Regions from separate parts of the Homo sapiens genome. Here region 2 is linked to region 1. Evidence: read pairs that join two places in POLR2A ChIA-PET (ENCODE). Cell type or tissue: A673. All regions are shown on one strand. Each heading gives the region's core, and the rest is flanking DNA. Links, peaks and the distances in the headings are about the cores only.

Region 1 (6,879 bases), core at 2,855-5,354:
TGCCAGGAGGCCCTAATGAACACATCCATGTTCTAGACACAAAAGGGCAGCTTTTAGAAGGTTTTCCTCATTACTGGAAGCATTTTGTATAGACAGAATAGCCCTCTGACCCAAAGCCTGGCATAAAGGTGGCACTCAAATATTTGATGAATGAACGAATAATGGCAAGTGTGGTGGACAAAGGAGAGCAATAGTGAGGGACACGAAAAGAGCCTGAAACACCCTGCTTCTGGAAGAGGAATGACAAGATAAGAAGGCAGTGTTGGCAGAGTTATATAGAACCACCTTGTAGGGGATACACATTGAGTGTGGGTATTTGCACAGCTAAAGAATGTGCCCATTAGAAAGGGCCGCCCAGCTTGTTGTAGACTTAGAGATCTAAGGCTGATTAAGAAGTAGTTTCTGCCTTCAAGAGGCCTCAGGTCTGCAAGGATAAGAAAGAAGTAAATCAGAAATTCAGGTGGAGTAGGATAAACACTGCAGTTAAGGCAGAAAGCACTGTGTGTACACAGAGGAGGTGAGCAGGCAGCACCCAAAAAGATGGGATGCGTCCACTGGATTTGGGAGGAAGAATAAGTATTAGAGGACAAAAGGGGAAAGAATTCCAGGCAGACAGAACAGCCTGCACACAGAGAGGACCAGAGGCATGGGCAGCCTGGCGCATCTCTGCAGGCTGCAAGTGGCTTAGGGTGGCTGCAGGAGCAGGGATTTGAAGAGGGGGGAGAGGGGAGGGAGAAGAGGCTGGCTGAGCTAGGTCATGCAGGATCCAAGGGCAGAGGCTCAAATGGTGAGAAGTTTGCCTTTATCCTGAAAGCTCAGAGAGCCACTGAAGGCTTAGACCAGGAGTGGAATGATGTAATTTGCATCTTAGAGGGCCTGATGCAGAGGTTCTGCTGAAAAGAGCAAGACGGGGGCCAGGCAGACCAGTCAGGAGGCTGCCAGTTTGGCTGAGGAGGCAGATGATAGCGTCCTAGGCCAAGGCAATGGCAGCTGGAAGAGAGAAAGGGGGCTTCTGTTTGCGGGGCTCCCGAAGATCATGTCTGAGTGCCTCATTCTCTAAATCTCAGGCCAGCAGTGACAGATGAGGTTAGCAGAGAGGGCATACAGGAGTATATTGTTTACTTCTGTTCATTTTTTCCCCCAGGCAAAGACTCATACTACTCTGAGAATAAAAATAATCTGTTTATAGAAAAATTGGGAAATAGGTCAAATTTGAGTAGCTGGCTGGACAGCCAGAAGCCTAGCCCCTTATGTGGAAACAAGCATCTTTTCCCAGTGTGGAAAATCCATCTACTTTTCCATGTGTTTTTCATCACACTCAGAGATTCTCAATGGGGCTCAGGCAGGAGGGTAGAAAGCATTTTGCACCCCCCAGGGGACCTCTGGCAAGGTCTGAAGGCATTTTTTAGTTTTAACATCCTGGATAGGGGGTGTTTTTGGGATCTAGCAGGTAGGGACCAGGGACGCTGCTAAACATCCTACAATATACAGGACAGACCCTCCATGACAGAGAATTACCTACCTCAAAATAGTAGTAGTGCTGAGCTTGAGAAACCCTGCCCTAGTAAATGAGTGTAAACTAAAACGACAAGCCTCGGGAAACCTCTCCCCTAGGCAGGGCAAAGGGACCCTTGGATCATCAGAGCCAAGTTGGAAAAAGAGTATGTGAGGGCGGGTACCTGAATCAGGAAGTGTTATTAGAAGTTGCAGCTCTACAAATGAGCCAAGGGCTTGAGGCTTCCTTCCTGGGAGAAAAAGACCTTTACAGGAGATCCACAGTGCATGAACCAAAGGTGTCTATGACCCCCAGAGGGAAGCCCCAAGGTCAGAGGCTCCCAGAAGCACCCAGGCCCAGGTATCAGTCCTGACAGCAACTGGCACCAGCGAAAGGAGGTAGGAGGGATCCTGCTGGAATCACTCCCAAGGTGCAAGTGTATTCCCTGCTGAGCATCAAGGCCACGGTTGGCCCCTGTTACTGCCAGAGAAGATGAATGGTCCCCCCAGGTGTGCTGGTGGGGAAAGTAAGCTGACCATTAGCAAACAACGGACCCGACCTGAAATGCAGCTGACAAATGTGTCAAATGAGGAAGGAGAAAGGGGGCAGTGATTTCCAGGGGCCTGTGGTGTGCTGGCCCTCCAGGTGGGTGGGGCCTCTGCTCTTCCTCTCATCTTCTCAGGCTGCTATGGTCTGATGAACGTTGGTGCCCTCCACCCCAAATTCCAATGGTGAAACCTAACCCCCAAAGTGATGGGATTAGGAGGTCAGGTCTTTGGGAGGTGATCAGGTCACGAGGGCAGAGCCCTCACAAATGGGATTTGTGCCCTTGTACGAGAGGCTGGAGGGAGCTTGTTTGCCCCCTTTTGCCCTCCCATCACATGAGGACACATAGCAGGTGCCATCTATGAGGAACAGGCCTGGACACCAAATCTGCTGGAGCCTTGGTCTTAGACTTTCCAGCTTCCAGTACTTTCAGCAATACATTTCTGTTGGCCATAAATTATCCCTTCTAAAGTATTTTGTTATAGCACCCCGAAAGGACGACAGCTGCCATTTTGGGGCCCTGAAAGCACTCAAGAATGGTAGGAGGCCCAGCGGAGGCAGGTCTGTGGTCAGCTGGGGGCATCCTTTCTCATCCCAGAAGCCAGGGAAAAAGTCATTGTCACAAGGACATACCCTCTCTGGGCCCCCTGGCCCTGGACTGATCTCCACCTGGCTCTTTACTGGGCTTACCAGAGTACAGGCGTCACCGGGCAGACTGGCACCCCCATGGCTCTGGCACTTCTAGTTGGGTCATCAGTGCTGTCTGACACCCTTGTATCTGTTATCCCGGCTCAGCACAAACAATTAGAGAAGATGGAGGAGGGAGCAGAAGCCTATTTTGTCTAGGGCGGTCAGGGAAGGCATATAGGCTGAGACCTGAAAGATGCAAAGAAGCCAGCCATGTGGCGATCTGGGGGAAGAGCCTTCCAGGCAGAGGCAGCAGCACTGCAGAGGTCCTGAGATGGAAAAGCGTGACTTACAGGAACTGTCAGAAAGTCAGTGGGCTGGAGCAGGGAGGGGGAGCTGTGAGAGGAGGCTGGAGAGGCAGGGAGAGGCTGGATCACGCAGGACCTTGTGGGCCTGACTGGGACTTTGGATTTTACTGTAGGTGGGATGGGACCCCACTGGGGAGTTCACTCAGGCCTCTATGTGGAGACCAGACTGGAGGCTGGAGTCCAGTCCAGATAAGAGATGGTGGCTGCTTGTACCAGGGTGATAGCAGCAGCGGGAAAGGAGGGTTTGATGTGAGATATGTTTTGGAAATTGATCAGACAGATGTTGGTGATGATTTGGATAAGGAGTTAAGAGAAGTGAAGAATCAAGAAAGACTTCTGCATTTCTGCATTAAGTAACTGGGTGGATCATAGACCACTAACTGAGAGAGGGAAAACTGGAGGAAGGGGGAGAGAAAAATCAAGAATTCGGTTTTAGATCAACATGGACGCCACTGTCAGCCCAGCAGGGGAGGCTGATGGGGCAACACACGTTGCAGGGAAAGGTGGCGTGTGGTGGGGGGCATGGGGGACCTCACAGGATTCTCAGAAACCCTTGTCCAGTTGATCCTGCTTCTAATCTCGCCTCTCTACCTTCATCCTGTTTGCTTCCCAGAACATATTCTTAATTATGCCACTCTTCTGCTCAAGAGCCTCTGATGACTTCTCATTCCTTATCAGATGAAGTCCAAACACCATGGCCTCACCTGGGGTCTCAACCAACATTTCCAGTTTGAGAAAAAAATGCTGAACTAGAAGGATAGCCTGTTGGCTGAGTACACACTGCCCTCTGGTGGCCAAATGCCCAATAGCTGCATCTCCCTTAGGAGGGCACAGTACACCGCACACTGAGGCACGGGTAGGGCCAAAGCCCATCTCCAGGTCCCGTGGCAAGTTAACTCCCAAGCGATTTGCTTTCGGTCAGCTGAGCCTGCAGCGGGGCCACGGCCTTCCCTGTTGCACCCCTGTGGACTGGAGGCTGCACACACCTTGGGAGCAGAGAGGACTGTGAGAAGAGCTTCTCCTCAGTCCCTGAGGCCAGCTAGCCAATTGTGGAAGAAGAGACAGAGGGTCTGAGAGGCCAGAGTGTTGCAAATGGCTTCTTACCTCCTGAATCTGTTCCTTCATCACCCTGATCTCATTCTCTCGAGGTTCTATTTGCTTCTTCAGCTCCTTTATTTTGTAGTCAAGCACAAACTTGAATTTCCCTAGTTCTTGATTTTTCTTTTTCAGATCATAAATTCGCTTCTCCTGGGGGTGAGATGAGAGAGAAGTGAGAGATATTGTAAGGCCCTGGTATACTGCAGCCCTTTAGGGCAAAAGAGCACGAAGCCTGTGACTCTCCTGGTTGAAGAGGTCAACCAGGAGACTCCTCTCCTCCCTTCGTCAGTACAGAGGCTGGCACTCCCCCCATGGGGCTACAGCACAGACCCCTCAGCCTCTGTACAAGGACTCTCATGCATTCACTCACTCATTCATATTAGGTTGTGAACAGCGGTATTTTCCAACGATGGCCCCCACAGCATCTCCCGCCCCACACTCCAGCTGTTCTACAGCGTGACCTTGCTGCTTCTCCATCAGGAGGTGGAAGCGAATCCCCTTCCCTTGCATTTGCCTTGACTTGTGACTTGTTCGTAACCCAAATAATGCAGCAGAAGGGAGACTGTGTGGCTTCCAAGGCTAGGCCAAAAAAGGCCAAGCAGCTTTTATCTGGCTCTCTTGGGACACCTGCATTGGGGGAGGGCATCTGCTATGTAAGAAGTCCAACTACACTGAGACATCCAGGCTGGTGGGCACATTAGGGGCTCTGATCAAAAGACCCAGCTGAGCCTAGCCTCCCAGACACCCCTGCCAAGGTGCCAGACATGTGACTGAAGAAGCCACATTGGATGTTGATCTTCCAGCCTCCAGCTGTTTTGAGTCACCCCCAGTATTCCCAGCTGAGGCCCCAGACATCGGGGACAGAGATAAGCCATCCTTTTGTACCCTGTCCAGATTCCAGATCTGTAGCACCTGTAAGCAGAATAAAATAGTTGCTTTCAATCACTTAGTTTTTCTTTTTGAGATGGGTCTCACTTTGTCACCCAGGCTAGAGCGCAGTGGCACGATCTTGGCTCACTGCAACCTCTGCTTCTCAAGTTCAAGCGATTCTCCTGCCTCAGCCTCCAGAGTAGCTTGGATTACAGGCATGTGCCACCACTCCTGGCTAATTTTTATATTTTTGGTAGAGATGGGGTTTCACCATGTTGGCCAGGCTGGTCTCGAACTCCTGACCTCAAGTGATCCACCTGCCTCTGCCTCCCAAAGTGCTGGGATTACAGGCGTGAGCCACCACACCTGGCCTCAATCAGTAAGTTTTAAGGTTAATTTGTTGCACGGTGATAGTAATCAGAACATAAGTATATCCATCCATCAAACATTTACTGAATGAAGATCTTTTGTCAAGTATTGGGTTTCCAAATATAAATACAACACAGTCCCTTGCCCTTAAAAGAAAACACTAGTTGGGAAAGAAGACACAGAAGCAAATCTAAGCCTAAAATGTGATAAATGTTGTAAAGCACAGAAGGCAAAGTATATATTGAGGGTGCTGAGAATGACTGGCTTGAGAGCCAAGCGGTGGTTCATGGGGGAAGTGAGAGGTGAGGCTGGGGAAATAGAGGAGGGAGGTGAGGGTCTTCATGTTGGGGGAAAGAGTTCAGAATTTATCTCCTAGGCCAGGGGTTGGCAAACTCCAGCCTGTGGGCCACATTGGGCCTGCTGTCTATTTCTGTAAAACTTTATTGGAACACAGCCAAGTTAATTGACTAATGTTTTGTTTATGGGTGGTTTCACACTACAGCAGCGGTGTTGATTCGTTGAGACAGACCACATGGCCTCCAAAGCCAAAAATATTTACTACCTAGGTCTTTACAGAAAGAGCGTGCTGACCCCTGCTGTAGCAATGGGGAGCTGTGAGGGCTTTGAGCAGGAGAGTGGCAGCATTGCACCTGTACCCTGCCAGTCCATGGTGGTGGGAGATGGGAAGTGAGGCCATTAGACTGCTTAGGAGGCTGTTGCCACTTTCTAGGTGAGGAGGCCTTTGTCTCTTTCTTGTCAAAGCCCCCTTTGAGAATCTGAACAGAGCTTTGGATCTTCCCTAAAAACAAACAAACAAACAAACAAACAAACAAACAAACAAAACCCTGGATATGTACACCGACACTCACATGCAGAAATGACATCCAGGCATGATCCCATGATCCTATGTGATCCTTACAAGACCCCTTGAGGTGGTTATCATCCCCATTTTATAGGTGAGAAAATGAAGGCTTAGAGAAGTTGCTCGAGGTGCAATGGTCAATAAATGGAACCTGTGCCAGACCTAGTTCCCTAACACTGAAGCCCACGTCCTTGGCCCTTGGAGAATTCCACCTGCCTTGGGCCGTAGTGGCAGGGGAGATGGAGAGGAGGGCACGGAATCTGGATGTGCTCAGGAGGATGATACTACATACTGGGTATTGAGGTATCTGCCCCACAGAATGTGATGTCTCTGACGTCTGAGTGTTTTGTAAGAAAGGCATCCCAAAAGTGGAGGCAGCCTCCTGGACAGGGTCAATCCCAGGAGAGTCCCTCTGCGACAGGGGGACCATGTGGTCAGTGCGGCAAGTGAGCTGTCCCCAGCCCATGGGGAAGCGCCTCCAAGGATGCCTGGAGCAGTGGAGTCAGCTGACTCGGTTCTTATTGCAGCCTGTCACCTATTGAAGTGTGTGACCCTGGGCAAGATACCCAGCCTCTTGGAGTTCAGCTTCCCGAACCATAACACTGGGTTCTCAGGCCCCCTGGGTTGTTGGCAGAGCTGAAAGT
Region 2 (6,879 bases), core at 1,772-4,271, 98 kb before region 1:
TGCCAACACTTGTTATGTTTTTGATTATAGCCATCTTAGTGTGTATGAAGTAGTATCTCACACTGGTTTTGATTTGCATTTCCTGATGACTCATCCTGTTGAACATCTTTTCATGTGCTTATTGGCCATTTGTTTATCTTCTTTGGAGAAATGTCTATTCAGAGCCTTTGTCCATTAAAAGATACTGGGTTATCTGTCACTTTACTATTGAGTTATAAGACTTCTTTGTATTAATATATTCTAGATACAAGTCTCTTACAGGATATGTGACTTGCAAGTGTTTTCTTCTATTCTGTGGTTTTCACCTTCCTGATAGTGTCCTTTGATGCACAAAAGTTTTCAATTTTGATGAATTCTAACTTATGTATTTTTGATTTTGTTACCCATATCTTTGCTGTCATATCTAAAAATCCACTGCCAAATCTGAGGTAATTATGATTTACTTCTATGCTTTCTTTAAGGGCTTTATAATTTTGGTTCTAATATTTAGGTATTTGACCCACTTTGAGTTAATTTTTGTATGTGGTGTTTGGGTAGGAGTCCAAATTCATTCTTTTGCATGTGGCTATCCAATTGTCCCAGCACCATTTGTTGAAGACTATTCTTTCCCCATTAAATGGCCTTGGCGCCTCTGTTGAAAATCAGTTGACCATACTGGATTCTCAGTTCTGTTTGATTGATCTCATATGTCTCTCCTTATGCCAGTACCACACCGTCTTGATTTTTGTTGCTTTGTAGTAACTTTTGAAATCTGGCAATGTGAGTCCTCCAACTTCATTCCTCTGTTTCAAGATTGTTTTGGCTATTTTGGCTGGGTCTCTTGCAATGCCATATGAATTAAAAATGTTTGCCAATTTCGGCTGGGCGCGATGGCTCACACCTGTAATCCCGGCCGAGGCAGGTGGATCACGAGGTCAGGAGCTCGAGACCATCCTGGCTAACATGGTGAAACCCCATCTCTACTAAAAAAAATACAAAAAATTAGCCAGCGTGGTGGCAGGTGCCTGTAGTCCCAGCTACTTGGGAGGCTGTGGCAGGAAAATGGCGTGAACCCGGGAGGCGGAGCTTGCAGTGAGCTGAGATCATGCCACTACACTCCAGCCTGGGCAACAGAGCGAGACTCCGTCTCAAAAAAAAAAAAAAGTTTGCCAATTTCTTTTTTTTTTTTTTTTTTTTTTTTTGAGACAGAGTCTCACTCTGTCGCCAGGCTGGCGTGCAGTGGCACAACCTAGGCTCACTGCAACCTCCGCCTCCCAGGTTCAAGCCACCCCCCTGCCTCAGTCTCCTAAGTAGCTGGGACCACAGGCACCTGTCACCACGCCCAGCTAATTTTTGTAATTTTAGTAGAGATGGAGTTTCACCATGTTGGCCAGGATGGTCTTGATCTCTTGACCTCGTGATCCACCTACCTCGGCCTCCCAAAGTGCTGGAATTACAGGCATGAGCCACCGTGCCCGGTCAATGTTTGCCAATTTCTACAAAGAAGCCAGCTGAGATTCTGATAGGGACTGCATTGAATCTATAGACCAATTTGGGAAGTATTATCATCTTACCAATATTAAGCCTTCCAATTCATGGACATGAGATGCTTCATTTTCTGTTTATTTAGATTTTTAATTTCTTTCAATGATGTTTTATAGTTTTCAGAGTATAAGTCTTTGATAATTTTATTTATTCTCTTTAAGGCAATCATAAATGGAATTGTTTTATTTTCATTTTTAGATTATTACAAGTATATAGAAGAAAATTGCTTTTTTCATTTTGATCTTGTATCTTGCAACTGTTCTGAACTCATTTATTAGTTTTTTAGTGGATTCCTTAGGATTTTCTATATATACTATCATGTTATCTGCAAATAGAGTTTTATTTCTTCCTTTCCAGTCTGGATGTTGTTTCTTTCTTTTTCTTGCTCAACTGTTCTGGCTAGGACCTCCAGTATGATGTTGAATAAAAGTGAGGAGAGCACGTATCCTTGTCTTATTCCTGATGTTAGGGAGAAAGCATTCAGTCTTTTACTATTAAATATGATGCTAACTGTATTTTTTTTGGTAAACATCTTTTATCAGATTAACAAAGATTCCATTTGCAGTTTGTTAAAGCTTTTTTTTTTTAAATCACAAAGGGTGTTATATTTTGTCAGATGCTTTTTCTGTGTCTGCTGAAATGATCATGTAGTTTTTGTTTTTTAGTCTATTGATATAGTGTATGGATTTTCAGATGTTAAACCAACCTTGCATTCTTGGGATAAATTCCACTTTATTATGATGTATAATCTTTTTTTTATGTTTCTGGATTCTTCCTACTAGTGTTTTGTTGAGAATTTTTGCATCCATATTCATAAGAGATATTGGTCTGTAGTTTTCTTTTCTTGTGCAATCTTTGTCTGTTCTGGGTATCAGGGTAATACTGGCCTCACAGAATAAATTGGGAAGCCTTCTCTCGTTTTTTATTGTTTGGAAAAGTTTGTATAGAGTTTTTGTATTTATTCTTTAAATGTTTGGTAAAATTCACCATTGAAGCATTTGGGCCTGGGCTTTTTCTTTGTGGGTGTTTTTTTTTTTTAATTATTATTACTAATTCAATCTCTTTTTTTGTTTAAGTCTATTTAGATTGGTGAATTCCTTCTGGAGTCAGTTTCAGTAGTTTGTGTATTTTTAGGAATTTATTCATCTCATCTAAGGTTTCTAATTTATAGCCATGCTCCTCACCTTTACTGTTTTTCCTATATAATCTGTTCTCCACAGGGTAGCCAGAGTGACTTTAAAAAAATGCAAATCTCATTATGACTCACCCCTGCTTATAGCTCTTCTGTGGCTCCTCTGCTCTTAGGATAAAGATTCATATCCTATAAGGCTCAGCATAGCCTGGCATCCGTCACCTCTCTGGGTTCATTACCCTGTTTTCCCTTTGCTCCAGCCACAGAGAACTATTTGCAGCTCCTGAACATGCCACATATCACAGGTGTTGTTTCCTGTGCCAGGGTCTCTTCCTTTGGTGAAACCCTGCTTCCTCTTCATGGTCCAGATTAAAACATCACTTTCTCTGGGAAACTGTTCTGACTCCAGTTCCTGTTTAAGCCTTCCCCAGCTTCCCCCGCTCTCTTAGAGCATACACCGCTGTATTTTGTTGCTTGTTAACATAGCTGTCACTTCACAGAGGCATCCTTGTTTACATATTGGTCTCCATCAAAGACAATGGTTTAATCTCCACAGCCTGGACCTGGCAAAATCCCTGCAGTGAATGTGGATCTGAAATGAAGTTTTATTCTAGCAGTTCCCATCTCCCTCATCCTACGTAGCCTCCCATTTAAATTCATCCTCCTCCAACCATCCAAGTATTTTCAGAATACAGATCCTAATCATTACCTCCCTGCAGCTTCCTGCATTTGTATATAATGATATCAGCTGACACTGTGTACTTACTATGGCCCAGGCCCAGTGCTGTGAAAGATGGGCCTGTGTGGTCTCATTTAACACAAACAACGAGGTAGCTGTTACTAACTCCATTAATTAGATGAGAAAACTGAAGCTCAGAGACTTGACCAAGGCCACACAGATGATAAGTGACATAGCAGGGACTTGAACACAGGTTGGTGTGATCCTAGAACCTGTGCTCTTCATCACAGTGCCACACCATGTTATGCCTTCTTTGATGTCTTCTGATTCACTGAAAAAATGTGTAAAACACAATCAATCTTGTTTCTTAAGGACCAATAGGAGAGAAATCTAAGGCCAGCCATGAGCAATCCAAACAGTAGGCAAGTCCAGAGGCTGCACAGCATGGAGTAGTGTGGGACTCACTTTCAGGACCAGGAGAGAAGCACCTCTCACAGCACTATGAGGCCCTGAAGATGGCAAAGGAATCCTACCTTGGCTGGCTGAAGTTGGGAGTGGCCTCTGCCCTCCTCCTTTTGGGCTCATACATTGGGCAGTGAAGTGGCTACCAAGCCAGGGAAGGCTGCCTGGAGGCATAAGGTAAAGAAGAAGGCACCTAAGGAAACTCTAGACAGGCCAGGATCCGTCTGGCGCTGAGATGCCAGGCAGAGTTGAGGCTGGCTATAGATGATCCTGGCATGGACTATTTGGACAGAACAAAGAATCCTAGGCTGGCTGCTACCTAGAGATACACAGGGAGACACGTTAGTGATGGAAGCTGGAGAGCAGGGAAGGGAACAGGGGAAAACTGGCCTTCTAATCAGGACAGAGGTAGGGGCTGGTGGTGTTTGTGTAAAATGAGTCTTCCAGAGCACCTCCTATCCTGGACAGGCAACCTCAACAGAGGGCTGAGGCCTCAGACAGTGTTTCTTTTCCTAGAAAGCCCAGTTTCTGTCTCTTTTTTTTTGAGACGGAGTCTCGCTCTGTCGCCCAGGCTGGAGTGCAGTGGTGCGATCTTGGCTCACTGCAAGCTCCGCCTCCCAGGTTCAGGCCATTCTCCTGCCTCAGCCTCCCGAGTAGCTGGGACTACAGGTGCCCGCCACCACTTCCAGCTAATTTTTTGCATTTTTAGTAGAGACGGGGTTTCACCATGTTCGCCAGGATGGTCTCAAGCTCCTGACCTCGTGATCCACCCGCCTCGGCCTCCCAAAGTGCTGGGATTACAGGAGTGAGCCACCACGCCCGGCCAGTTTCTGTCTCTTGGGTTTAACTACGCCCCTCACCCCAAGATTGACCAGCAGTAAAAGGTAGACATTGAATGGAGCTTATTAGAACATTTATTTTTTTCTGAATGACAGGCCGGGAGTGGGAGTAGCTGAACAGGGCATGTTAGTGGTGTGAGTGCTGGCTTAAGCGAAGGAGCTGGAGTGGGGGTTTGTGTTGGGGGAGCAGTGGGATGGGAAACACACCTGTGGGGCAGCTGAACTAGAAAGAAGGATGCCCAGGATAGCTATGAGACACCTACAAAGCATGGGAACCCAGTTCCCCTAAGCCCACCCCATCCCCAGATCCCTTTTTTTCTCCCTTAAGTTAAAAAAATTCCTTGAGGCAGCTTAAGTCAGAGGCTGTAAGGGTCAGACTGGTCACAGGTTAGACAGCAGAGTTTGCTCCGGCCAGCAGAGCCACGTTCTGGCTGGATGGCAGCTCAGGCCTCCTCAGCTGTGGCATCAATGCCCGCGTAAGTGAAGTTCTCAAACAGCGACATGTTCACATAGGCCTGGGGGCAGAGCAAGCTTTAGTGGGGGCCAGGAATGGGGGTGCATCTGGCCTCAAGCTCCTGGACTTCCATGTGGTGGGGGCATTTGAACTGACACTGATTTGTTCTGGAGACCTAAGATGGCCCCATGGCCAAGAGTGGCCTTTACCAGCCCAGGGCAGTGAAGGCATCAGGCCACAGTTGGGGCCTCAGGTGAGAGGCTCTCAATGCCATTGTTAGAGGAGGGTTTTTACATGCACTCTTTCAATGAATTCTTGGCTTATGCGTTCATTCATTCAGTAACTTATCTGTTCAAAAGCCATTTTAGACGACTCATCCATTTATATGGTTATTTGATCATTCCTTCATTCTTAAGATGGTTATTTAATCATTAATTTACTTGAAGAACTCTTCATATTTACTAATTTTGATATATTTTTCATTATATTTATTTGATAATTCACTTATTCACATGGTTAGTAGATTGAGTTATTGAATTACATGTTCATATGATTATTGTATCATCTATCCACTAATTCCATTCATTCATTCATACGGTTACTGTATCACTCATTCACCCATCCATCCATCTGGTTAGTGACTATTCATGCACTCTGCTCTGGCTCTGGCAGGTGGGGAGAGGTGTCCCAGATGAGGACAGGCTGATGGCCTCAGCAGAGGACAGGCAAGCAGTCTGGGACTTGGGGCTTAAGGTAGGGATTTGCTGTTGGGGCTAAGCAGTGGCCTTGGAAGAGTTTTGGAAGGGCCTGGTGTCTAAACCAGTGAGGGCTGGAAAGGCAGGCTGCATCCTGGGGCCCAGCCTAGCCGTGGTGACAGCCCCCACTGAGGGAGGTTGGGCAGGCAGTGTGGTTGGGACAGGGGTCATGGCACCTCTGAGAGGGCACTCTGGAGCACTCTGTGAGCCCAGCCCGCCACCTCAGCCCCAGTCTCCTCACCTTCCTGGCTTCCAGCATGCGGCCTAGCTGTAGCGCAATCTGGGCAAAGGGGGGTCGCTCATAGGGACGGTCCCGCCAGCACTGACGCATCAGCTCGTACCTGCGAGGGGGCATTGCTGAGATGAGGAGTCAGGCCAGCTGGGGTGATGGGGTCACAGGGATCAAAGCTGAGGTCACTCATCACAGAGATAGGATCATGGAGCTCAAGGATGGGGTGACTCACACTTCATCGTCACAGTTTCGAGGCTGCTCCATGCGGTAGCCCTGGGGCAGCTTTTCATAGAGCTCGGCACAGGTCATGCCACAGTAGGGTGTACCTCCTGCAGGAGGGGACAAAGTGCTCTCGGTCCAGGGCTCCACGTGGGGTAAGGTGGGGCACTCTGGGGGACGGGGATCAGGAACTCACCAAGGCTCACTATCTCCCAAAGAAGGACTCCAAAGGACCAGCTGAAATAAGAAGGATGCACTTAGTTACCTTCTAGGCCCTGGTCCCTAGCAGTTTAGCTTCTACCTGCCCAAGATGTGCAGTGCCTCCCAGCCCCGCTGTATGTGTCTACTCTGTAAGTATCTGGCCTTGGCCAGCTGTTGTCTCTGCGCCAATGAAGCTCCTTCATACTGCCCCCATCCCTGGGCTCAGCACAATTAGAGCTCTTTTGTTTTGTTTTTTTTTTTTTTTTTTTTTTGAGACAGGGTCTCACTCTGTCACCCAGGCTGGAGTGCAGTGGCTTACTGCAGCCTCAACCTCCCAGGATCAGGTGGTCCTCCCACCTCAGTCTCCCTTGTAGCTGGTGTG

What was found. ChIA-PET counts read pairs that join two places held together with the same protein. Peaks named below come from ENCODE experiments on the same cell type or tissue, not always from the same donor. Only the 100,000 strongest peaks of a DNase experiment are listed, where the experiment ranks them.
Region 2: POLR2A ChIA-PET joins it to region 1 with 22 read pairs; 2 of 35 experiments call an interaction of 5 or more read pairs at or near these places.

Annotation. Positions count from the first base shown.
Region 1 is chr1:43,224,388-43,231,266 of GRCh38, reverse strand. CFAP57 (cilia and flagella associated protein 57) reads right to left here. Exons shown (of 23, transcript NM_001378189.1): 18 at 4,141-4,284. The region is part of intron 1 of LOC105378685 (a long non-coding RNA gene); the gene reads left to right. Among named protein-coding and RNA genes, the nearest start is that of TMEM125, 42 kb to the left of the region's middle. In A673, for the core only: a CTCF peak has its summit at 3,841 (motif pointing left); a DNase peak (open chromatin) is centred at 3,826.
Region 2 is chr1:43,320,923-43,327,801 of GRCh38, reverse strand. It overlaps TIE1 (tyrosine kinase with immunoglobulin like and EGF like domains 1), which reads right to left. Exons shown (of 23, transcript NM_005424.5): 20 at 6,493-6,533; 21 at 6,310-6,406; 22 at 6,087-6,186; 23 at 4,694-5,151. The coding sequence ends at 5,080. Among named protein-coding and RNA genes, the nearest start is that of MPL, 13 kb to the left of the region's middle. RefSeq lists an enhancer at 5,660-6,859. In A673, for the core only: no CTCF peak of the experiment used is centred there; a DNase peak (open chromatin) is centred at 2,791.